Linked DNA regions of Homo sapiens: region 2 is linked to region 1. Evidence: read pairs that join two places in POLR2A ChIA-PET (ENCODE). Cell type or tissue: PC-9. All regions are shown on one strand. Each heading gives the region's core, and the rest is flanking DNA. Links, peaks and the distances in the headings are about the cores only. Region 1 has its middle 9.1 kb from the start of CLDN4. Region 2 holds the start of GTF2I-AS1 (GTF2I antisense RNA 1).

Region 1 (17,018 bases), core at 5,898-10,897:
ATAAAGTTACGTGTAGGGGAGTGAGGAGCCGGGAGGCCAGGACTCCGGGGTACATCACCCACTCTCACCCATCCTTATCACCCAGCTTCTCTGCTTGGCTAGAAGAGGGGCCTTGGACATGATGCACCTTCAGCCAAAAAGAGACAGAAGCCTGTCCCCTCTCCACCTCCATGGAAGTTTAGGCTGGTGGGCTCTGTTCCTGCCGGGATCCAGCCTGCTTGCCCAGAACTGGGTGGGGCCAGTCACCAACGACAAACATGAACTAGATCCTGGAGACATCATCACCCCAGTAAATGGGTGTTTACCCTGTGGAGACATACAAAGCCTTCCAATAAAGCCAGAGTGGGTGCAAAGTCCCATGAGATTTCAAAGGGAAGGGGAACTCTTCCAGGGTGGAGGTGGTGGTGCTGAGGGAGCTTGACTGCAAAGGGGTGCTGTGTGGCACAACTCCAGGGGGCGCCGGATTCTTGGAGTATGCTACAGAAGGCATCGTGAACAGGTCCCCCAGAAAAGTTTTGCAAGGCAGTGGGACAGGCTGAAGGAGGACGTTCTGGTAGACGGTGGGCCAGGCTGGACAAATGCAGCTCATTCTGGGATGACAGCCCTCAGGAGAGATGTGCAAGGCAGCGAGGCTAGTGAAGGAGGACATTCAGGCAGAGAGAACAAGGGCAGAGGTGGCAAGGTGGGGAAAGGCAGCTCGTTCTGGGAACAGCCAGGAATCCAGTTTGACCAGAGACTGGGCTGGGGAGGGAGGGACCAAAGTAAAAGGGTCAGAAATTTCTGCCTGGAATGTCACCAAGCCCTGGAAGATAGAGGGAGGGTGGAGGGTCTAGGATCAGGAAGAGCTTGGTTCAGGGCAGATGACTGAGGGGACCTCTGGGAAGGGGTCATCGTGGGGGTGATTGAGAGTGTCTAGGGCTCATCCCAGCCGCACCGAGGGAGCTCCTCCTCACCCGCCGTGTGGTCATTTTGCATCTCTCTTCCCAACCATGCTGGGAGCTCTGCAGGGGCCAGGGCTCCAGTGTGTCCCTGAGCCGCCGCCATTGTCCAGCACTGGTGGCTGTGTGTCCAGTTCTGACCCAGAAGGATGCATAGTCCTTGAGCTTCCTGAGGGAAAGTCTTCAAGAGTGCCATGGTTTGGGTTAAAGCAATCAGTGAGTACCCATGGGAGGTATTTGAGATGGATCTGTTGACCGGCTAATGAAGCACAGGGCAGGCTGGGACAATCTAGCATGGTCCACCTGTGTTACAGACGGGAAGTTGAGGCCTGGTATTGTGGTTAACTCTATACACATCCGTCTTCCCTGCTAGCCTGGGGCTCCTAGAAGACAGGAACAATGCCTTCTGCAACCTCAGTGCCCAGCATCTGGCTTGATACATCACAGATGCTCAAGAAATGTGAGGAGTGGTTGCTGCGGCTCATGCCTATAATCCCAGCACTTTGGGAGGCCAGGATGGGAGGATCGCTTAAGGCCAGGAGTTTGAGGCTGCAGTGAACTATAATCGCACCATTTCACTCCAGCCACGGGCAACAGAGCAAGACTCTGTCTCAAAAGAAAAGAAAAAGAAATGTTTGGGCCGGGTGCAGTGGCTCACACCTGTAATCCCAGTACTTTCGGAGGCCAAGATGGGCAGATCACGAGGTCAGGAGTTAGGCCAACATGGTGAAACCCCATCTCTACTAAAAAATACAAAAATTAGCTGGGTGTGATGGCGCACGCCTGTAATCACAGCTACTCAGGAGACTGAGGCAGGAGAATCGCTTTAACCTGGGAGATGGAGGTTGCGGTGAGCCAAGATCGCGCCATTGCACTCCAGCCTGGGTGATAGAGCGAGACTCCATCTAAAAAAAAAGAAAAAAAAAGACATGTTTGATGATGGAAAGAACGAAGCATTCTCCAGTTTCAAATCACACTCCTATACCTTGACCCCCATCATAGGCACACACACCAAAGCAAACAGAGATGGTTTCTGCCCAGACCACGCCTCCCTGGGGCTTTCTTTACAAGGCTCCCTCTACACACAGAGCCTATGGGCTGAATAACACCAGAGATAAGTAACATCATGATTGGCGATAAGTGCTTTCCTGGAGATGACCTCATCACAGCCTCCTGCCAGTCAGCAGGGCAGGGACTTTTATTGCCTTGGCTCAAAGGAGTACACTGAAGCCCAGAGAAGGCCAGGGCCTTGCCCAGGACGGGTGGGCACTCCAGCATGGGTGCCTCCTTCCCCAGGTGCCTCTTACCTGTGGTCCCAGCCAGGTAGCCTTTAACAAGCTTTCTGAGTAGACACGTGACTTGGCCAGATGGCCAGAACCTGCCCCCCCCAACCCCCCGCCCGCCTCCTGCCCCCCCGGCCCCCGGCCCCCGCCCTGCCACTTCCTGCCCTTGCTTTCCTGGGACACAGCCAAGTGCCACTTGGAGAAGCAGGCATGGGGGAGGGGAGCATGCAAGCCCTACAACAGTCCACCTGTGGCCCTAAGAAGCTGTCCTTCCCTCCCAGGCATAGCCACGCGTATCGGGAGCTGAGAGCAGGGAGGGGTTGGGGGTTGAGGAGAGGGCAGGTACAGAGGCTCCAGGCATAGAGCAGACACAGGGCAGGGGAAGAAGCACAGAGCTCACGCAGGGCTAGGGGACCCAGGTGTGAAGGAGAGGCCAGAAGGATGTCCTTGGGGATCAGCCAGTAGCTCAGCACAAGTGGAGCTGGAGAGAGATTTGTTGATGCTTTGTTGATGCCAAGAGACCGTTGGCTCAGTCCCACCCACCTGCTGCGGGAAAAACACCAGCAAAGGCAAGGTGCTTCTCTCCTCTCCGCTCCAGCTCCCATAGCCCTAAGGCAGAGGAAAACAAGGAAATTTACCTCTAGGCCTGCATCTGGCCCTCTTCCCAAAGCCCGAAGATCTTTTACAGGAACACCTTATAAGACATCTGCCATTCATCACCTTGGTTTTGGGGTCAGAGAGTACAGGGTTGGCACTCATTTATTTTCTTTTTCTTCTTTATAACATGCACTGTGTGATTTTGTGCTGACAGAATTGGATCACGTGCTTTTTTTTGTTTTTTGTTGTTGTTTTTTGTTGTTTTTGTTGTTTGTTTTTTGTTTTGAGACAACACGATCTCTGCTCACTGCAGTCTCCACTTCCCGGGTTCAAGCAATTCTCATGGCTTAACCTCCCGAGTAGCTGGGAGTACAGGCGCACACCACTACGCCCAGCTAATTTTTGTAGTTTTAGTAGAGACAGGGTTTCAGCATGTTGGCCAGGCTGGTCTCAAACTTCCAGCCTCAGATGATCTGCCCGCCTCGGCCTCCCAAAGTGCTGGGATTGCAGGCGTGAGCCACTGCGCCTGGCCACACCTGCTGGTTTCTATCAAGGATAAAAACCACCAGATCAGCTCACCCATCTCTGCCCACCCCATAAACCATCTTTCCAGCCCAGGAACCATCTCTGAGCCACAGCTTCCTCCTTTGTAAAAATGAGGATGTTGCACCCCCTCCAGGATCAAAAACAAAAACAGACGTGAAATGAGATGGGGATGTGAAAATGCTTCATGAGCCAAAAAGCTCAGGACAAAAGCTGGGAAGCTGTGTATCCATAAGCCATCCTACCAGCCCTGTGACCTTGGAGAAGCCAATTCCATCTCTGAGCCCCAACTTCCTCCTTTGTACAATGAGAACACTGGGGCCCACTCCCCAGTCTGAGATACACATGAAATGAGAGAAGGAAGTAAAAATGCTTTGTGAGCCAAAAAGTTTAATAACAAGAGGAGGGAGCAAAGTTCCGTACGCAAAGCAGCTGCTGCGCAGTTCGGATCCTGATCATAACAGGTGGGAGCTAGGACTTTTCAGACCCCTGTCCCCAGAGTTCCAGGGGCTTGGCCAAGTCCCCAGTTGTTTTGTTTTGTTTTGTTTTGTTCTCTTTTTTTGAGACGGAATGTCGCTGTCACCCAGGCTATAGTGCAGTGGTGCAATCTCGGTTCACTGCAACCTCTGCCTCCCAGGTTCAAGCGATTCTCCTGCCTCAGCCTCCCGAGTAGCTGGAACTACAGGTGCTCGCCACTACGCCCAGCTAATTTTTGTAGTTTTAGTAGAGACAGGGTTTCAGCATGTTGGCCAGGCTGGTCCCGAACTTCTAGCCTCAAGTGATCTGCCCTCCTCAGCCTCCCAAAATGCTGGGATTGCAGGCGTGAGCTACCCCGCCTGGCCCCAAGTCCCCAGTTGTAACACACACACATGCAGCTTGCCCTGAGTTCAGCTCCCTGGGAGTCCCTAGCAAAGGGGCAAAAACAAAGTCTCCCTTCTAACCCCAAGCTCCCGCTGGCATCTGAGCCCCAGGGCCAGTGATGGACCACTGTCCTGCAGCCAAAAAGATCTCTGTGAGCTGAGCAGTCTAGCTCCCAGAGCCCGTACTCCACGTCTTCTGGGAACAGGAAGACTAAAGCCAGGGAAGCCAGTGTATATTAAATTGATTCCTAGGGCGGACACAGTGGCTCACACCTGTAATCCCAGCACTTTAGGAAGCTGAGGTGGAAGGATCACTTGGGCCAAGAGTTCTAGACCAGCCTGGCCAACATGGTGAAACCCCGTCTATACTAAAAATTAGCTGGGCATGGTGGCGTGTGCCTGTGGTCGGGAGCTGCTCGGGAGACTGAGGTGGGAGAATCGCTTGAACCCAGGAGGCAGAGGTTGCAGTGAGCTGAGATCACACCACTGCACTCCAGCCTGAGCGACAGACCAAGATCCTGTCTCTTAAAAAATAAAAAACAGTAGGCCGGGCACGGTGGCTCACGCCTGTAATCCCAGCACTTTGGGAGGCGGAGGTGGGCGGATCACGAGGTCAGGAGATTGAGACCATCCTGGCTAACATGGTGAAACCCCATCTCTACTCAAAATACAAAAAATTAGTCGGGCATGGTGGTGGGCACCTGTAGTCCCAGCTACTTGGGAGGCTGAGGCAGGAGAACAGCGTGAACCTGGGAGGCGGAGCTTGCAGTGAGCCGAGATCACGCCACTGCACTCCAGCCTGGGAGGCAGAGTGAGACTCCAACTCAAAAAATAAAAAATAGTAAAGGATGGAATTTTTTTCTTTCTTTAGGCAACAAGATCCTATTTCTTTCTGAAGTCCTTGAGCTCAGATTGGAGTCCTGGCACCAGGCTGAACAGGAGAGTCCCTGGCCCTCAGCCTGACCGCCCACACCAGCGGACCATCCACCCCCTCGGCCTGGTGCTGGGTGATGGCAGGCCTGGCTGACCAGTCTGGCGAGACTGGCTGAGCGGGTGCTGCCCCCAGGTTGGGCACCACGTGGGCCGTGGGTGGGGGCGGTGGCCACCTCTGGGGTTTCTTCTAAGGAAGAGAAGAAAGACCATACTGATGCCTCCTGGCTGGAGTCCCAGGGTCTGGCACTTCTGGTGGCAAGGATGGGGAGAGGGGCTGAGCAAAGGGAGGGGACTCGGTGAGAGAGCTTAGTTAGAGAGACTCAGAAGAGATGACTGTGTGAAGGGGAGGAGGCTTACACAGGGGACAGGACTTAGAGGACCGTTGTTAAATTACTTTACCCCAAATCGGTGCATCGATTTCAGTTTATGTCTGTCAGTTTCAAAACACCTGGCCAGGCATGGTGGCTCATGCCTGTAATCCCAGCACTTTGGGAGGCTGAGGCAGGAGGATTACTTGAGGCCAGGAATTCAAGACCTACCTGGGCAACATAGTGAGACCCTTTTTCAAAAACAAATTTTTTTTTTTAATTAGCCAGGCATGGTCGCATACACCTGTAAATCCCAGCTATTCGGGAGGCTGAGGCAGGAAGATCACTTAAACCCAGGAGTTGGAGGCTACAGCGAGCCATGATCATGCCACTGCACTCCAACCTGGGTGACAGAGCAAGACCTCATCTCTAATAAATAAATAATTAGCAAGCCCGTATTTACCGTGACCTTCAGCATTCCCACCATCCTACCCAGCTGTCCAGCCCTTCACAGGCCATTCCCCCACTTCACAGGGAGGTCCATAAACCCTCCTTCCCACCCACCTCCCCGACTCCCTCCGGCTCCCGCCTCCTCACTTCAGGGCAGTCCTGTCTCTACTGGATTTTACTCCAATTTCCCAGAGGCGAGGGAGGAAGAGGACCTAAGGGCGGTGGAATTCCTGAAGACCCTCTAATCTGATGGAGGAGTCAATCCTCTCCAGCCCCACCCCTCCCTCTCCCCATTCAGGGCAGCCTCCTCCTGCCAGGCACCTCTGCCCTGGCCTCTCAGGGAGCAAGCCAGCCAGTAAACCATGTTTTGAGCACCTGCTTCGGGGCCAGGCACTAACCTAAATGCCTTCGGATAACATTGAATAACAGGAAGTCATTTTATCTCACTGCAAAACAGTGCAGGGGCATCATTGTTGTTCTCTTGTTTTTGTTTTTAAGACATGAAGTCTCGCTCTGTCACCCAGGCTACAGTGCAGTGGCACAGTCGTAGCTCACTGAAGCCTCAAACTCCTGGGCTCAAGAAAACCTCCACCTTCAGCCTCTGGTGTAGCTGGGACTACAGGTGTGCACCACCACACCCAGCTAACTTCTTATTTTTTTGTAGAGACAGGTTCTCCCGATGATGCCCAGGCTGGTCTCGAACTCCTGGCCTCAAGAAGTGATCCTCCTGCCTCAGCCTTCCAAAGTGCTGGGATTGCAGGTGTGACCATGCCTAGCCCATTCCCATCTTAGAGATGAGAAAACTAAGGCTCTGGGAACTGATGTGACATTCCAGGGCCACCAGAATAATGGCAAGACTGGTATCCACACCCTGCCTAATGTCTGATTCTGGGGCTCATCCTCTACCCCTACTCTCCTATTTATTACTCTTCGTCTTTTTTTATTCCTTCATTCTTTCTGGAAGGACATGCTGAGCGCACTGGGCCAGGCCCAGGGCTGGCATGGAGCTCATCAGGGTGTAATCAGGCCAGCCTGAATTTAAATAAACAGCTCCCACGCAGGGAAAACAAGCTCTGTGTGAGCACTGGAGAGTGAAAAATCAACTCTACCTGGGGCACACCAGGCAGGATTCCTGGAGGAGGTGGCAGGTGGAGAGGAGACCTGAAGGGTGAGTAAAAGCTTAGAGACCTATGAAGAGGAGAGAGCTCTCGCAAAAGGAGAGTAGCAGGGACAAAAACGGGTGTGTGTGTGGGGAGGAAGTATCTGTGGAAAACTCAACTTGAGGAGTCGGAAGCCAGACAGGTGAGGGAATAGGGCTGGAAAGTAAGTTGGGAGCATCGGTGTGGGCCTCAAGGGCGCAACCCAGGAGCTTGGGTTAATTGGAGGGAGAGTCAGGAGGGTGGCCTTGCTGTGGGCTGGGTGATGGAGGACAGAGGAGGTAGGGCTTCACTGGGAGGGTGTCCCTGTCTCAGGACCAACCAGGACTCCCAGAGAAGCCCCCCTGGTCCCAGGCCAGGACAGGTCTTGTCACCAGTAGGCAGAGCAAGGAGCTGGGATCGTCCTATCCTGCTTCCTCTTGGAATATCGGAGGATGCCAGAACACAGAACCCAGAAGCCGGGCACACCCCTGAGGATGACGGTTTACAGAGAAGCTGTCTGCTTCTGTGACACACCAAGAGGCTGAGAGAAACCCGCACGCTGACCAGGAGACTCCTAGGTCGGCAGCCCATGAGTCAGCAGTGACAGAGCCAGGGACAAAACCAAGGAATCCGGGATCATCAGCACCATCTCACCCCATTTCGGGGTGACTCAGAGATCGTATTATCCCTCCCGGCACAGAGGCCCCAGGCCTGGCCTCTCTCCTGCCCTGTGTCCCCGCCCCATCTCTCCCACGTCTCCCAGCATGGATGGGTGGACACCAGCCACGCCCTCTCCTGTCACACACAGATACTAATCTCTTGCCTTCTCAGAGCCCAAGAAGTCCAGCTGCCAGATCTTTGCCCTATTGCCAGGTGTACCTACTGACCCAGCCCTGCCGGAGCCCTCATTCCCTGCCAGCTCCCATGTCTGGATCATCTCAGGCCCCTGGAAGGGCACACCCCTCTCTGACCTGTCCCCTCCCCTGGGGAGCAGGAGGCAGGGTGGGGCCAGGAGCAGCCACACTGGTGATTAGGTTTGAGCTTTGTAATTTTTCAATTTTTTTTTTTTTTTTTTGAGGCAGAGTCTTACTCTGTCACCCAGCCTGGAGTGCAATGGCGCGATCTCCACTCACTGCAAGCTCCACCTCCCAGGTTCAAGCGATCCTCCTGCCTCAGCCTCCAGAGTAGCTGGGACTACAGACGCCCGCCACCATGCCCGGCTAATTTTTGTATTTTTAGTAGAGACAGGGTTTCGCCATGTTGGCCAGGCTGGTCTCAAAATCCTGACCTCAAGTGATCCACCCGCCTTAGCCTCCCAAAGTGCTGGGATTACAGGCGTAAGCCACCACGCTCAACTCAATGCTCTTTTTATATCAGGGCGTAAGCATTGTGGCTTGAGCTTTTGAAGTGTGCTTCAGCGCTCACCCACAGCACTCATCTCCCACCTCTTTTCCTCCCTCCCTCCCTCCCTTTATGCTTTCTTGCTTCTCTCCAACTGAGCAGGGGGAGTGTGGATGCCCAGGGGCCTGCCAGCTGCCACCCAGTTGGTGTCACTACCCCCCCAGCATCAGTCTCCATCCCCATGTCCCCATACAGGCTGGCTCTCCTCACCCACATCCGTGCAACAAGCATCCATGTTTATTTTCTTTCAGTCAATTTCATTCCCATTCTTTGCCATCTCAGCAGGCTGGCAGAGAACTCACAGTCAGTCCTTCCTGTAGCTCCCACTCTGACCTGGATATATGCGGTCCCAGGACATCAGGAAGGGAAGGCCCTCACTTGTCCCATCAGCCATTGCCAAGCTTTGGCTGCCATAAAAACCTCCAGGCTTCAGTTTGTGTGATGTCTTCAGGGCCTGGGGCTCACTGGCCTTGCAGTCACACTGAGGAATCAGAAATCACTGGTGGGACCAGACGAGGTGGCTCACGCCTGTAATCCCAGCACTTTGGGAGGTCCAGGTGAGAGAATCACTTAAGGTCAGGAGTTCCAGACCACCCTGGGCAACATAGCAAGACCCTGTCTCTACAAAAAAAAAAAAACAATTTTTTTAAAGATTTTAGGCCGGACGTGGTGCCACACAACTGTAATCCCAGCACTTTGGGAGGCCCAGGTTGGTGGGTCACTTGAGGTCAGGAGTTCGAGACCAACCTGGCCAACGTGGCGAAACCCCGTTGCTACTAAAAGTACAAAAATTAGCTGGGCGTGGTGGCATATGCCTGTAGTCCCAGCTACTTGGGAGGCTGAGGTGGGAGAATTGCTTGAATCCAGGAGGCGGAGGTTGCAGTGAGCCAAGATCACGCCACTGCACTCCAGCCTGGGCAACAGAGGGAGACTCCGTCACAAAAACAAACCAACCAACCAACAAAAAATTAAAATAGTTGTTATTGGGGTCTTTGTGAATAAAACAAAAATAAAATGGAGGCCGGGTGTGATGGCTCATGCATGTAATCCCAGCGCTTTAGGAGGCCGAGGTGGGCAGATCACAAGGTCAGAAGTTAGAGACCAGCCTGGCCAACATGGTGAAACCCTGTCTCTACCAAAAATACAAAAAATTAGCGGGGCATAGTGGAAGGCACCTGTAATCCCAGCTACTCAGGAGGCTGAGGCAGGAGAATCACTTAAACCCGGAGGCAGAGGTTGCACTGAGCTGAGACTGCACCACTGTGCTCCAGCCTGGGCAACAGAGCGAGATTCTGTCTCAAAAAAATAAAATAAAATGGAAAAAAAAAGAAGAAACAAAAAAATCTGTAATCCCAGCACTTTGGGAGGCCAAGGCGGGTGGATCACCTGAAGTCAGGAGTTCAAGACCAGCCTGGCCAAATGGTGAAACCCCATCTCTACTAAAAATACAAAAATTAGCTGGGCATGGTGGCGCACGCCTGTAATCCCAGCTACTCGGGAGGCTGAAGCAGGAGAATTGCTTAAACCCAGGAGGCGGGGGTTGCAGTGAGCCGAGATCGGGCCACTGCATTCCAGCCTGGGCGACGAGCAAAACTCTGCCTGAAAAAAAAAAAAGTGTTTTTTTTAGTTTAAAAGAAGTTTTTAAACTCCAAAAAATGTATGCAGATACTTCTGCCCTCATGGCGGGGAGAATAACATGAGTATGGGCTGTACAGGGTGACTTCGTTCCAAGGGGTGCAGCACAGGAAGGGTAACATTACAGCGGAGAAAGCTGGCAATCACTGCCCCAGCCAGGAGATCAAAGTCAACATCAGTAGTTATTTGTCATGCTAATAATCTATACTCGTGATAGAATGTAAAGCAAATGGCACTTTACCTGTGATCTTTCTCCTAAAAACCCATAATCCTAATCTAATCATGAGAAAAACATCAGACAAATCCCAAGACAGGAGCATCTGCGATATAGCTGACCAGCACTCCTAAAACCTGAAGATCGTCATAACAAGGAAAGGCTGAGACACTGTGGCAGCCAAGAGGAGCCGTCGTTACGTGATGACTAAATGTCACCTGGTGTCCTGGGTGGGCTCCTGAAGCAGAAACAGAACACTGGGGAAGAGCCATAGAAATCAATATATGTAAACGAATGCAAATATGTGTAAATAAATGTAAATAGTATGTAAGTAAGTGTAAATTGTATGTAAATAAATGTGATATGGGATCCCAGATGAGATCCTGGAACAGAAAAAGACCATTAGATAAAAAACTGTGTGGCTGGGCAAGGTGGCTTACGCCTGTAATCCCAGCACTTTGGGAGGCTGAGGAGGGAGGATCACTTGAGGTCAGGAGCTCGAGACCAGCCTGGGCAACATGGTGAAACCCCGTCTCTACTAAAAGTACAAACATTAGCCAGATGTGGTGGCGGGTGCCTGCAGTCCCAGCTACTCGAGAGGCTGAGGCAGGAGGATTGCTTGAACCCGGGAGGCGGAGGTTGCAGTGAACTAAGATCACACCACTGCACTCTAGTCTGGGTGACCGAGCCAGACTCTGTCAAAAATAAATAAATAAATAAACAAAAAAACCTGTGGCAATCCATATAAAGCATACACTTCAGTTAATAACATTGTATCAATATTGATATCAACATTGGTTCATTAACTGAAACAAATAGGCAGTATTAATGTAAGATTTTAATAGTAGGAGAAAGTGTGGGGATACACAGAACTCTGTATGATCCTCTCAATTTTTCTATAAATCTGAAACTGTTCTTAAAAATAAAGCCTGTAGGCCAGGCCCAGTGGCTCACGCCTCTAATCCCAGCACTTTGGGAGGCTGAGGCAGGCAGACCACCTGAGGTCAGGAGTTCGAGACCAGCCTGGCCAGCATGGTGAAACCCCGTCTCTACTTAAAATACAAAAAAAATTAGCCAGGCGTGGTGGCAGGCATCTGTAATCCCAGCTACTCAGGAGGCTGGGGCAGAAGAATTGCTTGAAACTGGGAGGCGGAGGTTGCAGTGAGCCGAGATTGTACCACTGCACTCCAGCCTGGGCAACAGAGCGAGACCTGATCTCAAAATAATAAATAAATAAAAATTTAAAAAATAAATTAAAAAATAAGAGCTGGAAGAAAGAAAGAAGAGGCCGGGAACAGTGGCTTGAGCCTGTAATCCCAGCACTTTGGGAGGCTGAGGTGAGAGGATCTCCTGAGGTCAAGAGTTTCAGACCAGCCTGGCCAACATGGTGAAACCTCGTCTCTACTAAAAATACAAAAATTAGCCAGGCGTGGTGGCACTCAACATAGTTCCAGCTACTCAGGAGGCTGAGGCACAAGAATCACTTGAACCTGGGGGGTGAAGGTTGCAGTGAGCCAAGATCGTGCCACTGCACTCCAGCCTGGGCAACACAGCAGACTCCATCTCAAAAAAAAAAAGGAAGAAAGGAAGGAGGGAGGAAGGGATGAAGGAAGGAAAAAGGGAGGGAGGCAGGGAGGAGGGAGAAAGCAAGGGAGGGAGAGAGAAAGGAAAGAAGGAAGGGAAGGAGGGAGGGAGGAAATCAAAGGAAGAAAGGAGGGAAGCTGAGCCCCAGCCTCACCTCCTCTAGGGAGACTTCCTGGCTTCTGCTTGGGCAGTAAAGGGGCATTGAAGGAGCCAGCGGGCAGGACTCAGTACTCAACGTTGCTCAAGTTCCAGAACCTCTGGTGGAGAATGTCCTGTTCATAGGAGATGCATGCTGAAGTTCTGGACAGTCAATTGTCATGATGTATTCATCTAGCTTTCAAATGGTTCAGGAAAAAGCGAAGTGCGTGTATGTAGGGAGAGAAGAGATAGACTGCAACCATAGTAATGTTAGCGTTTGGTGAACTGGAGCAAAGGGCATCTGAAAGTTCACTGGACTATTCCTGCAACTTTTCCGTAGATTTTTTTTTTTTTTGAGATGGAGTCTTGCTCTGTTGCCCAGGCTGGAGTGCAGTGGTGTGATCTCGGCTCACTACAACCTCTGCCTCCCAGGTTCAAGTGATTCTCCTGCCTCAGCCTCCCGAGTAGCTAGGATTACAGGCGCCCACCACCACGCCTGGCTAATTTTTGTATTTTTAGTAGAGACGGGGTTTCACCATGTTGGCCAGGCTGGTCTTGAACAACTGGTCTCAAGTGATCCGCCCACCTCGGCCTCCCAAAGTGCTGGGATTACAGGCTCAAGCCACCGCACTCAGGCTTCTGTAGCTTTTTAAGTTTTTCTTTTTTCCTCTTTTTTTTTTTTTTTTTTTGATACAGGGTCTCACTCTGTTGCCCAGGCTGGAGTGCAGTGGCGCCATCTTGCCTCACTGCAACCTCAACCTCCCCAGGCTCAGGTGGCCCTCCCACCTCAGCCTCCTAACTGAGACTACAGGCACATGCCACCACACCCAGCTAATTTCTGTATTATTTGTAGAGATGGGGTTTTGCCATGTTGGCCAGGCTGGTCTTGAACTCTTGGGCTCAAGCAATCCACCCACCTTGGCCTCCCAATGTGCTAGGATTACAAGTGTGAGCCACTGCGCCCAGCCAGCCTGGTTTTAAGTTTGCAAAATAAAAACTGGAGAGAAAAATTAAGAAGGGGAGAGTCAGGTGAGTGAGTAGGAGGAACTCACCTCCTAGGTGGAAAAACATGTGGCAAAGGCCCGGAGGCATGGGAGAGCTGGGGTAGGACCTGGGGCCTGGGAGGTGTGGCTGAAAGAAGGTGAGAGAGGGCAACTGGAGGTGGAGGGGCCGGTGCTATGGTTTATGGTTTCCATATTTGTCCACTTGAAATCTCATGTTGAAATTTTTTTTCCCGAGATGGAGTTTTGCTCTTGTTGCCCAGGCTGGAGTGCAATGGCGTGATCTCGACTCACTGCAACATCCGTCTCCCGGGTTCAAGTGATTCCCCTGCCCCAGCCTCCTGAGTAGCTGGGATTACAGGCATGCGCCACCACACCCAGCTAATTTTTGTATTTTTAGTAGACACAGGGTTTCACCATGTTAGTCAGGCAGGTCTCAAACTCCTGACCTCAGGTGATCCGCCCACCTCGGCCTCCCAAAGTGCTGGGATTACAGATTTGAGTCACCTCACCCAGCCCAGTGTTGAAAATTGATCCCCAGTGTTGGAGTTGGATCTGGTGGGAGGTGTCTGGGTTCTGGGAACAGATCCCTCATGAACGGCTTGGTACCATTCTTGCAGAAGGGAGCGAGTTCTCACTCTTAGTTCCTGCAAGAACTGGTTGTTGAAGAGAGCCTGCCACCTCCTTGCCCCACTCCCCACCAACTCTCTCTACCTTCTTCTGTCATCATGTGATCTGCAAACACCTTTGGAAACTTCCTGAGGTTCTCACCATAAACGGGTGCTGGCTGGGCGAGGTGGCTCACGCCTGTGAATCCAAAGCTTTGGGAGGCCAAGGCTGGGGAGGATTACTTGAGCCCAGAAGTTCAAGACCAGCCGGAGCAACGTAGTGAGATTCCATCTCAAAAAAAAAGGACATTTTTTAATTAGCCAGGTGTACCAGTGCACACCTATAGTCCCAGTTACTTGGGAGGCTGAGGTGGGAGGATCACTTGAGCCAAGGAGTTGGAGGCAGCAGTGAGCTAGGATCTCACCACTGCACTCCCACCAGGCAGCAGAGTGAAACCTTGTCTCTCATAAAGAGGCAGATTTCGAGACCAGCCTGGCCAACATAGAGAAACCCCGTCTCTACTAAAAATACAAAAATTAGCTGGGCGTGGTGGTGAACACCTGTAGTCCCATCTACTCAGGAAGCTGAGGCAGGAGAATTGCTTGAACCCAAGAGGTGGAGGTTGCAGTGAGCCCAGATTGCACCACTGCACTCCAGCTCTGGAGGAACAGAATGAGACTCTGTCTAAAAAAAAAAAAAAAAAAAAAAAGCAGCAGATGCTGGCACCATGCGTCCTGTACAGCCTGCAGAACCATGAGCCAAATACACCTCTTTCCTTATAAATTTATCCAGCCTTGGGGGGAAGGGGGAGGGATAGCATTGGGACAAATACCTGATGTAAATGATGAGTTAATGGGTGCAGCACTCTAACATGGCACGTCTACATATCTAACAAAGCTGCAGGTTGTGCACATGTACCCTAGAACGTAAAGTATAAAAAAAAAAAAAACCTTATCCAGCCTCAAGTATTCCTTTATAGCAGCACAAAAGGGTCGAAGTCATCCAGAGAAGCCAGAATCTTCAGGGTGAGATGCTGAGAAGAGCTTCAGTGCAGGTGTGCCAGCCCAGGGACAGTGCGGGGACGGCAAGGGGACAGAGGCAGCAGACGATCAGCTCAAGGCAGGATGGACCTGCTTCCTTGCCTGGCTTCCTCATCCAGCCCATCCTTGCCCAGGCCCCAGAGCTACCCAAGGGCTGGGTCATACCAGCGAACACACACACAAGGCTCTCCCTGTCCCCATGTCCCCAGCTCCGTGACCACCAAAGCCACAATTCCCTGCTCTCTCTCCAGCATCTGACCCAGCACCCTGTACGTCTGGCTTCACCGCTTTTGGGGATGTGGCATTCCCTGTCCCATCTAACATCACCATGGATGAGTCTGGTCCAAAATGACCTTCCCAATTATTTCCCTTCTCTGTGTTCTGGATGGACTGGGGAGAGATCAGACCTTTTTATCTTGGAGGACAAGGCCAGTAACAATTATTTATTTATTTATTTATTTTTATTTTTGAGACGGAGTTTCGCTCTTGATACCTGGGCTGGAGTGCAATGGCGTGATCTCGGCTCACTGCAACCTCCGCCACCCGGGTTCAAGCAATTCTCCTTCCTCAGCCTCCCGAGTAGCTGGGACTACAGGAGCACACCACCACGCCCAGCCAATTTTGTATTTTTAGTAGAGACGGGGTTTCTCCGTGTTGGTTAGGCTGGTCTCAAACTCCTGACCTCAGGTGATCCGCCCACCTCGGCCTCCCAAAGTGCTGGGATTACAGATGTAAGCTGCTACACCCAGCTCTTTTCTATTTTTTATTTTTTAGAGACAGGGTCTTACTCTGACACCCAGGCTGGAGTACAGTGGTGCGATCATAGTTCACTGCAGCCCTAATCTCCTGGGGCTCAAGTGACCATCCAGCCTTAGCTTCCTGAGTAGCTGGAACCACAGGTGCATGCCAACATGCCCAGTTAAATTTTTTTTTTTTTTTTTGGTAGAGGCAGGGTCTTGCTATGTTTCCCAGGCTGGTCTTGAACTCCTGGCATCAAGTGATCCTTCCACCTTGGCCTCCCAAACTGCTGGGATTATAGACATAAGGCACTACACCCAGCTCTTGTTTGTAGTTTCTCTTTGTAGTGATGAAAATGTTCTAAAATTGACCGTGATGATGGTTGCACACCTCTGTGAGTATCCTAAAAGCCATTGAAATGTGCATTTTGAAAGGGGGAATTGTATGATATGTGACTTCTATGTCAATAAAGCTGCTTCAAAAACAATAATTAGCACTTCTCGAATGCCTGTCCAATGCCAGGCTGGCCCCCCACAGACACTATTAACCCGCAGGACACAGAAGCTTGGTGGATTAAAGTGACTCACCCAGAGTCACACAGCTAGTGGAGTTAGAATTTGAACCCAGAACCACTGGTAAACAGTTATAGCTCAATAAAGCTGCCTCAGCTATTCTGGAGGCTGAGGAGGGAGGATCACTCCGGCCCAGAAGTTTTTGGGGTTTTTTATTTTTGTTTTTGAGATGGAGTCTCACTCTGTCACCCAGGCTGGGGTACAGGGGTGCGATCTCAGCTCACTGCAACCTCCTCCTCCCAGTTTCAAGCAATTCTCCAGACTCAACCTCCCAAGTAGCTGGGATTACAGGCACATGCCACCAAGCCCAGCTAATTTTTGTATGTTTAGTAGAGACAAGGTTTCACCATGTTGGCCAGGCTGGTCTCGAACCCCTGACCTCAGGTGATCCACCTGCCTCAGCCTCCCAAAGTGCTGGGATTACAGGCATGAGCCACCGTGCCTGGCCCAAGCCCAGAAGCTTGAAGCTGCAGTGAGCCATGACTGGGCCACTGCACTCCAGCCTGGGTGACAGAGTAAGCCCCTGTTTCTTAACAAAAAGAGAAATTCCAAACCCTTTATCCCTATTCCATATATTTCATATATCCCTAAGTGATTAATCTTTCTGTCATGATGGATTTGCCTATTCTGGACATTTCAAAGTAGGCATGGAATCATAGGTCTATGAAATGTCCAGAATCATGGAATCAATAATCACATATTATAGAGGCTTTGTGTCTGGTTTCTTTCACTTAGCATAATGTGTAACCAGGGTGTGTAACCATAACAAGCATCAAGTCTACCCAAGTTTGTTTCCAAGACATTACTGAGCCCCAAACTCACTTATGCTAGGGAGGAACTCAGAAACCCATAGGGCAGTTCTCCAAGGGCTTCTGGTCAGGCCATGGACATTCAGGAGGTGGTCAGAGCTGCCTGAGATGACGCAGGGCTGTGATAAGGGTGTGGAGACACAGCAAGGTAGTGGAAATTCAGGGTTCCTAGGTCCAGCATGTCCAAAAAAAAAAAAAAAAAAAAAAACCACAGCCTGCTAAAACA
Region 2 (9,944 bases), core at 3,650-8,649, 900 kb before region 1:
ATGGTTTATTGCATTTAAATTTTCACTTATAGCAATTCAGTTAAAACTGCATATCATACAATTTTACCGCTTGCTAGTTAATGGCAAAGTAAATAGTCATCCAAATAAAAATGATAACAGATGATAATAAATATGATAAAAATAAAATGATTTTTATTTTAAATCATTTTAAATATTTTATAAAAAATAAAAATGATAATAACAAATTGCGAATTTCTTTGATCATTATATAAAGGTGGCTATAGGACAGAATAGTAAAAGGACAAAGAAGGAATTGAAATCTAGCATCAACTCAGTTATACATCAAGATAAAAGCAGTGGCCGGGAAGGGTGGCTCACGCCTGTAATGCTAGCACTTTGGGAGGCCAAGGCGGGAGGATCACTTGAGGTCAGGAGTTTGAGACAAGCCTGGCCAACATGGTGAAACCCTGTCTCTACTAAAAATACAAAAATTAGCAGGGCATGGTGGCGGGCACCTGTAGTCCCAGCTGCTTGGGAGACTGAGCCAGGAGAATTGCTTGAACCCGGGAGGCGGAGGTTGCAATGAGCCGAGATTGTACTACTGCAATGCAGAGACTCCGTCTCAAAAAAAAAAAAAAAAAAAAAAAAAAAGATAAAAGTAGAGACAATAGGGGGATCTCAGCAAATACTGGATTTAACAAAGTAGATTAACAGAAACTGTCAGTTAAAAAAATAATTTTTAATGAAACCCCCAAGATCCAGAGCTTTGTAATAAATATGTAAATAAATTCCCAAATATCCATGCTGGAAGTTTAAAAGAAATGTTAGCTGATAACTACAGAAATACAACTTTTCCTTAGCTTTACTGTAATCTAGAAACAAAGACTGTTTCTAATATTTAGACAGACACTACTAAGGACCTTACAATGAGAGACGTGTAAGAAAGTGTGGCACGGTTCACTGGCAGCCCTGGGCTGGGCTTGTCCACATCACCCCCATGATGAACAGTAACGCCATTGTGTAAATGCTCATGAACAAAGTATTACAGGAATTTTCCTATTTAGACATACCATATTTCCTTTCAAACAATTCTTCAACTTGTTTACGTAGATCAGTGATGCGAGCATTCCATTTCTCTGAAAATTGAGCAAAAGTTAATTCTCATTAAGAAGTCCCTACCATCGGGGCAGCACTAGGGTCTTGGGATGACTGAACATACAATGACATATTTTCTACATTTTTACATCCCAACTGTCCATATCATTTTACTGCTTTCCAAGAACTTTCCCCTTTTTGGTGGTTCTTAGAATTAGTAGGTTGGTGCAAAAGTAACTGTGGCTTTTGCCATTACTTTTAATAGTCTCATGGGAGACTACACGAGAAGTTTTAACATTTAGCACCTCTTTTTAGCCTTTTAATTTCTGAAAAGCAGGAGGGCAGAAAAGATCAAGCAAATGAAACACGACAAAAGGGAGACCACGATAAAGGTCTCCAGGGGTCTTTTAGCAAACTTCCTAAAACATGTCTCAGTTGTGTGGAAATAAGACTTTACGGATATATAGTTGCAACTTAAAATGCTAAAGAACAGGCCAAGTGCAGTGGCTCATGCCTGTAATCCCAGCACTTTGGGAGGCTGAGGCATGCGGATCACCTGAGGTCAGGAGTTCGATTCCAGCCTGGCCAACATGGTGAAATCCCATCTCTACTAAAAATACAACAATTAGCTGGGCATGGTGGTGGGCGCCTGTAATCCCAGCTACTCAGGAGGCTGAGGCAGAAGAATCACTTGAACCCGGGAGGCGGAGGTTGCTGTGAGCTGAGATCGTGCCTCTGCACTCCAACCTGGGTGACAGAGCAAGACTCTGTCTCAAAAAAATAATAATAAAAATTAAAAATAAAGAACAAAAACATATTTAAAAAGTACAAAAATTCAATTCATATCCAATCATTGTGACTACGACACAGTAGAATATTAAAGTACTATTTTCAAGATGTATACAAGCTTAATATTCCATTTATTCAAAATATGAATCATCAACATAATTTGCCGCTAATATCTCATTCAGTCCCTTGCTAGGATACATCATCCATTGAGAGCTCACAGATTAGCAGCTGCAGTAACACAGAGCAAAAAAAAAAAAAAAGAAAACCAAGAGGTGAAATAGTTCTGAAATAAAGATTTTAAAGCTAAGAGAAATAACTAAATTACTAAGTCTTTAGCACTAATCTTGAGCTGACTAATTAACATCAGACAAGACAATGTCCTATGCTTTGGTAAATCCAAACTATGTTTAAACAATGTCTGTAATGTAATTTTCAAAATGCTCCTGGCTTTCCAAAGATGAGATTATGATGCAGTAATAGACGCTAAAGCATTTTCCCCCTGCAGAGCATGTTGCAACATTTATCAGTCACACTGAGAATCCAGAAGATGAAGGAAAAGGTCACGTCGTTCGCTGAGAACTTACCGAAGTTGAACTCCCTCACTTTCCGCTTCCCAGCATTGGCGGGTTCCGGGACTGGTGGCTGCGGTAGCTCATTGGCCTTTGGTCTCTTAGACGGTGGAGAATAATCATCATCTTGAAAAAGAAAATGGTCATTACTGGAAGAACCATCTTACAGTTACAGTCACCTCCTGGTCAATTCCCAACATTCAAAAGGTGAGCAGGGCTTTAAAGCTATTTTGAGTATCAATAGTTATTTCTGTATTGTGAGCTTTAGCAGGCTTTTTCCTTGTTACATTTGAAATTTTCTTTGTTTGGGATGTGTTCAAGTGAATACTGCTTTTTCCTCTGTCTTTCTTCATTATTTTTTAGTTTGCTTCATTTGAATTGTCATTATAAATTTCCCCTTCTCAAATAACTTTCAAATTGCCAAGAACTATATTGTTTTAAGACTTTCAAGAAAAAACTTTTAATAAAGACAGCCACCTAAAGTTATAAAAGGGGATAGAGTACAGCTTAGATGGAAAAGATATTTAAGCTTATACAAAATTTAAGCATGCATAAGCAAGGGAAATTGGGTAAATAGTTTTTTTTTGTTTTTGTTTTTGTTTTTGTTTTTGAGACAGAGAATTGTTCTGTTGCCCAGGCTGGAGTTCAGTGATGCAATCTTGGCTCACTGCAACCTCCACCTCCTGGGCTCAAGCGATTCTCATGCCTCAGCCTCCGAAGTAGCTGGGATTACAGGCACCCGCCACCGCGCCCGGCTAATTTTTGTATTTTTTTGATAGAGATGGGGTTTCGCCATGTTGGCCAGGCTGGTCTCAAACTCCTGGCCTCAAGTGATCCACCCACCTCGGCCACCCAGAGTGCTGGGATTACAGGTGTGAGCCACCGCGCCTGGCCTGTTCAAATACTTTTAACAAGTGCAAAATGTATGGGCTTAAAGAAATAGGGCTGCATTATGATGAAACAGATACTGTTGATTCAGTCAGCACAGAGGCTGTGTATAAAGGAGCAGTCAGCTATTCAAGCACAGCGCACAGCACACACGCTGTTGTGAGAGTTCCGTGCTCATTTCCTTGTGGATACACCAGGAACTCACTCTGCTGTGACCCTTCAGTACACCTCATGTTAGGATTAGAGACATCTGGGTCATATCAGCTGCCACTGTCATCTTCTAGTCCCTCAAAGTGTCAGGTAACATGCTATTAATATTGCTGCTCAAACATCATCTATAAAATACTGAAAACATCATTTTAAGAAATTCTTATTTAAAAACAAATGTGGTATGGTGAAGAAAATAATTATTGTGTTAAAGACAGTATCATAGAAAAAAGATCACTCAAGTACAAGACACTATCTTTTTAGATGGGTATAATTGTTATTCTTATTTTACAGCTAAAGAAACAGGCTCAGAGGATGTTATTTGATTGGACTATGTTGTATCTCTGGAGAGCACAGCTGAGATCAGACTGTGTGTGTGTAACTCCACTAGACTACGAGGGTGCTTCTCATAAAGGTAAGAAATGCAAATTTGGCCTAATATACGATGTTGCCCGGGGCAGCACTGGGTCACTTCTATAGACACTTCTGTGTTAATCAAGGGAAATCTTAAGGGAAGGTGAAAATGCTTCTAGAAGGCGACTGGACACCAGCACCCTTGCTTGCTGCCTTTGGGCTCTTCCTCTAAGGCCAACAGTGACCTGAAATTATTGACTGGCTGGCCGTGCTAATCAACTGGAGAAAATGGTTCCGAGGTCACCAACATCAGACAAATTCATTTTAGGACCTATGTATGTGCTTAGAAAGACAGAAGTGCTTTTGTAAAGGATACTATTTCAGAAAAACATAATCATAGTAACAACTAATGACGCTATAAAATGCTGATGTGTTGAATGCTACTTTAGAAAAACATGTTCAAATCTAGGAAAAAATTTGATAGAAAACTATCTATCTATCGGCAGGGTCTCATTCTTTCTATCTATCTATCTATCTATCTATCTATCTATCTATCTATCTATTGGCAGGGTCTCATTCTATCTATCTATCTATCTATCTATCTATCTATCTATCTATCTATCTATCTGTCGGGAGGGTCTCATTCTATCGCCCAGGCTGGAGGGCAGTGGCATGATTATAGCTCACTGCAACCTCGAGCTCCTGGCCTCAAATGATTCTCCTGCTTCAGCCTCCCAAATAGCTGGGACCAACACACCTGGCTATTTTTCTTTTAATTTTTTGTAGGGACAGGGTCTCATTATGTTGCCCAGGCTGGTCTGAAACTCCTGGCCTCAAGTGATCCTTCTGCCTCAGCCTCCCAAAGTGCGGAGATTATAGGCATGAGCCACGGGACCAGGACAGAAAACAATTTTAAAATGACAACCTCCCTGTGAAATAAAACTTGACTGGCACCTGGGTTTGTATGACTGTAAGGATTAAAAATGGTCAAGACACCCTATAAATAGATTAAGGTTCCAACCTAAGTAGAAACAATCTGGAAAACAGAAGTGTGTAAGTTTGGACCTCAATTCTGAAAATATACTTTTTAAAAAACCCGATTTTCCAACTCCCAAACAGATTTTAGAAACCTTAAGAGTATTTTTATGCTGGCTTCCAAAGGTTAAAACAAAATACACTCATTTCACCTATGAATACTGTCAAAGCATTATAAATGCTTAATATTACTATATATTTTTTTACAAACATTAAGCAGTAACTTCTAAAATAAAAGTATTTCCCCTATAGGTTAAGGTCTCCTAAGTATCCTTATAGATCATCATTTAAGCTGACTATTCATTGAGTGACATAAACTGAAAGCTGCTAGAGTAGAATGACATGAGAAAGGAAACACAGCTGTAGATGGAATGGAAGGGACACCTGTGGAGCTCCATCCCATGGATCTCAGTCCAAATCCAAACTTCACAGCTGAGGCCCAGGGGAAGGGAAGACAGGTTTTCCTTACTGAAAAGACTTCACTTTTTCAGTCACACAAACATTTTAGACCACAATAGATTTAATAGCATAAATATATTTTATGAAGGTAACCCAATCGATCATAAACCAAAAAAAAAAAAAGAAAGAGAAAAAGGCAAATCTACTAGAGTGCTTTTTTAATACAACAAAGACTGTAAAATATTGAAAATATCAGGGATATCACATTTTCCTCTTCACTGACAAATAATAAAGTTCAATCTGTTAAATGTGAACATATATAGAGATGAATGTAGTTACTTTATTTTTTAAGACAGGGTCTCCCTCCTTCACCCAGGCTGGAGCACCACTCACTGCAGCCTCGACTTCCCAGGCTCAGGTGATCCTCCCACCTCAGCCTCCCAAATAGCTGGGACTACAGGCCTGCACCACCACGCCCAGCTAATTTTTTTTTTTTTAACTTTTGTAGAGATAGGGGTCCCCCTATGTTGCCCAGGTTGGTCTTGAACTCCTGGCCTCAAGTGATCCTCCTGCCTTGGCCTCCTAAAGTGCTGGGATTATAGGTGTGAGCCACCGCACCCAGCTGGATGTAGTTATTGATAAAATATCACACCATATATTCTATTTTAAAAACCCTGTTTCATAAACTTATTAATTAATCTTTGGGTGTTTTAAGTCATATGGAACATGGCATTCAGGCATCAGAACAGCTATAAACTTCACCACATCCTCAATTTTTTCTGCAATTAACTCTTTGTTGCAATTAATTGGTTTTGAGAAAGTAAGAAAAAAAATGGGTTTCTCGACCTAAAATCCTTTCCACAAAGGATCAAAATTACTTTTTACTCTGAAGCATAAAACATCAACTAAAGCTCTAGGGCCTGCCCTCACATACTGGGCATTGCTCTTCCAATTATCTGCCGTTTCCAAAGTATAAACAACCATTTTTGTTTAACAAGACACACGTTTCAGCATGCTTCAAATTCAAGCCCAAACTCTGTTTCCATAATCAAAATGTAAAGCTTTTAAAATACATTTTAAGATATTTTATTTTATTTTTTGAGATGGAGTCTTGCTCTGTCACCCAGGCTGGGAGTGCAGTGGGCAGTGGCACGATCTTGGCTCACTGCAATCTCCACTTCCTGGGTTCAAGCAATTCTCCTGCCTCAGCCTCCAGAGTAGCTGGGATTACAGGCGCCCACCACCACGCCCAGCTAATTTTTATATTTTTAGTAGAGATGGAATTTCACCATGTTGGTCAGGCTGGTCTCAAACTCCTGACCTCAGGTGATCCACCCACCTCGGTCTTCCAAAGTGCTGGGATTACACCACCACACCTGGCCCATTTTAAGATATTTTAATATGCAAAAGGTGCTATTCATGAATTTACAATAGTTATGCTACCCACACTAACAAAAGCACTCCGCCAATACCTTCAAGTTGGCAACACCGTCCCTAACTCAAAATTTGTGTTTAGAAAACACCAACTTCCTTTTTGCAACATATTAACGAATACACCTAAAGATAATACAGGCTTCAGAGCTAAAGCTGTTTATCACTGCATTCTGGCCGGTGAATCAATAAATAGACTATGTTACAATATGTTCTGATACTCTTAGCTTCAACATAATCAGACTGGGAATGTGTTATCATACAATCTGACATCTATTCAAAGTTAAAAAAACAATCAACACCAGGTAATATATCTATTTCAAAACTGGAGCCATTAATTACCCTATACATTTCAAATAAATGGATTCATTCTTTCACCCATGGATACCACTTATAGCTCCTCTAAAACTCTTTACATAAACAATTGGGTATTTATTAAATGACTATTTGGCAGCAATAAAAAAAATTTAAAACAAAGTGTTCAAGTGCTAACCTAAGCAATTATGTCCATTTTAAAAGTGCTGCAGAGACATTTAAGAAAATACAAGAATTAAACAATAAACAGCAAAGCCTGGTGGCTTTGTCTTCAAAATCTCCCCAGAATCAACAACTTCTTATCTCCCCTGCCACCAACCTGCTCTAAAGCACTCTTCTCTGTGCCCTAGGTAGTTCCAAGAGGCTCCCAAGCTAGTTTTCTGTCAAAAAACTATTGACTGCTCTAGGTCTTCTCTTTTTTTTTTTTTCCCCCTTTTCTCAACATAGTCACCACGTTTCCTAGAAGTGAAGGACAAAAAGTGTCACTCTTATTTGCAAAACACTCCCGAGGATTTGCCACTGAATTATTCACTACTAAATTCTTAGCACCGTGGCCAGGCGCGGTGGTTCATGCCTGTAATCCTAGCACTTTGGGAGGCCGAGGCGGGTGGATCACCTGAGGTAAGGAGTTCAAGACCAGCCTGGCCAACATGGTGAAACCCCTGTCTGTACTAAAAGTAAAATATTGGCTGGACATGGTGGCGTGTGCCTGTAGTTCCAGCTACTCCAGAGGCTGAGGCAGGAGAATCACTTGAACCCAGGAGGCGGAGGCTGCGGAGAACCGAGATCAGGTCACTGTACTCCAGCCTGGGCAACAGAGCAAGACTCCGTCTTAAAAAAAAAAAAAAAAAAAAGAGGCCGGGAGCGGTGGCTTATGCCTGTAATCCCAGCTCTTTGGGAGGGTGAGGTGGGCGGATCACGAGGTCAGGAGTTCAAGATCACCCTGGCCAAAATGGTGAAACCCCGTCTCTACTAAAAATACAAAAAAAATTAGCCAGGCATGGTGGCGGGCGCCTATAATCCCAGCTACTCGGAGGAAGGCTGAGGCAGAGAACTGCTTAAACCTGGGAGGCAGGGGATGCAGTGAGCCGAGATTGCGCCACTGCACTCCAGCCTGGGCGACAGAGCGAAACTCCGTCTCAAAAAAAAAAAAAAAAAACTCTTAGCACCTGGTACATACAATGTGCTCAGTATTTGTGGAGGGATTAAATGAACATATGAATAGTTTAGTCCCTAATTATATGCTGCAGTCAAGTATCTGGCACTATCTTAAACATAAATTCCACAAGAAAGGGATGGTAGGTAGTCCAACTGCCCATCATAAACCCTACTAAAATACTGAAACTCTAAAAACGTATTATTCAAATCTTAGTACATAATTCCTCTGAGACTCCTTTTTTTACATATATAATTGTGTATTCATTAAGTGTCTGATTGGCAGCTATAAAAATAAAAAACACAGAAGTTTTCCAACGCTAACCTCCTCAATTACAGAGATCCTAAAAAACCTACAGTACCAGCTGCAGTAAGTGTGCCACGTGTGGTCATGTGAGTCAATTATATTTGAAATTATTTACATATACCTTTCAAAATATGAGAAATAAAAAAGCCAGAGTTTGACTTAGGAAGACGTAAAATTCATCACAAAATGAATTTACTTAAAATCAATTTAAGGGAAAAAAATCAGGTTAAGTAATGAACAGAGAGTTAGGCCACAGCAGAAGGAACACAGGTAACAGGTAAGTGACTCAGGTTTGGGAAGCTAGGCCCTAAGAGAGAACTGCGCAAGAAAGAAACCTCCTTTACACGGTTCTTAGCACTCCCATGACAGCTAGACCTGAAACAAGTCTGATAAGGTTTTCTCTGCACACATTAGAGATAACATACCTGACGGCAATTCACCTTAACCCAGAAATGTAGTCACGGTGTTTACGAAAACTGAGGCATGCGGTCCTATTAGTCCAAGGCCGATTTCCCAAACCTAAGTCACGTATGTTTTAAATGTTTACCACCGACTCCAAGTACAAATAAAACGCCACAAATGGAAGTGCACAGCTCAGAGCGCACCGGCAGTGGGTAAGTAATGACCCTGTATCCACAAACACGTCCGCGTCGGTGTCAAATTAGCCACTTCAGAACTCCACATAATTGCAAATGAAGATATCGAGGTGAAAACACTGTGAAAAATCGGACAGACTTATTTGATAACAAAGTTCTGTTTTTTTTTCTACCAATGATTTGGGAAATGTGAAAAGATATAAAAGGAGAAAATTAAGTCGTCTCCAAGCAAGCAGGAATATCTCAGTTTATTTTTGTCCGTCTTCCTACCAAGCATGAGTATTTTCCAAAACAAAACTAAGATTATCCTCTAGATGCACTTTTGCTTTTCAAGTTGCCTTGTTCTCAAGGCAGGATTTTTTTTTTTTCCACTGAACATTTTATATTAGAGATCTTTTTTCAGATTATTGGAAAACATTATCAGGATTTCAATGGCTATATATTTTTCTGTTATGAAGATATACCAAAATTTTATTTCCTAACTACGGGTATCTAAATAGCTCCTACCATTTGGAAGTAATCTTTCCAGAAAGAATATATGATACACATTATTAACCAGAGGTGTGCATGTAAGTTCTCACTTGACCTTCCTTGTTAATATTGAGACAGTTTTTTATCTTCTTAAAAAAATGAGGAATTTAATTGTTGATGTAATTTCTATATAATATACATATTTTTTATATATAATACATAAAATGTGTGTGTGTATATGCACATATGACATGGAAAATGCTACCTTTTAAAAGGATTACTTTACTCAGACCTGGTATTTCACTGGTCTTCTGAAAAGAAAGAGGTCTACTAGCAAAATTCTACTACTTAATCACAAATGTGAACATTAAA

The links. ChIA-PET counts read pairs that join two places held together with the same protein. Peaks named below come from ENCODE experiments on the same cell type or tissue, not always from the same donor. Only the 100,000 strongest peaks of a DNase experiment are listed, where the experiment ranks them.
Region 2: POLR2A ChIA-PET joins it to region 1 with 6 read pairs; 2 of 35 experiments call an interaction of 5 or more read pairs at or near these places.

Annotation. Positions count from the first base shown.
Region 1 is chr7:73,813,425-73,830,442 of GRCh38, reverse strand. No RefSeq gene overlaps it. Among named protein-coding and RNA genes, the nearest start is that of CLDN4, 9.1 kb to the left of the region's middle. RefSeq lists enhancers at 1,950-2,244, 1,793-2,440, 2,441-3,088, 6,992-8,191, 9,986-10,564. In PC-9, for the core only: no CTCF peak of the experiment used is centred there; a DNase peak (open chromatin) is centred at 7,792; H3K27ac peaks cover 3,403 bases.
Region 2 is chr7:74,721,382-74,731,325 of GRCh38, reverse strand. GTF2I (general transcription factor IIi) reads right to left here. Exons shown (of 35, transcript NM_032999.4): 13 at 2,430-2,540; 14 at 1,032-1,097. GTF2I-AS1 (GTF2I antisense RNA 1) reads left to right here and starts at 2,408. Exons shown (of 4, transcript NR_110044.1): 1 at 2,408-2,621; 2 at 3,804-3,924. In PC-9, for the core only: no CTCF peak of the experiment used is centred there; no DNase peak of the experiment used is centred there; H3K27ac peaks cover 574 bases.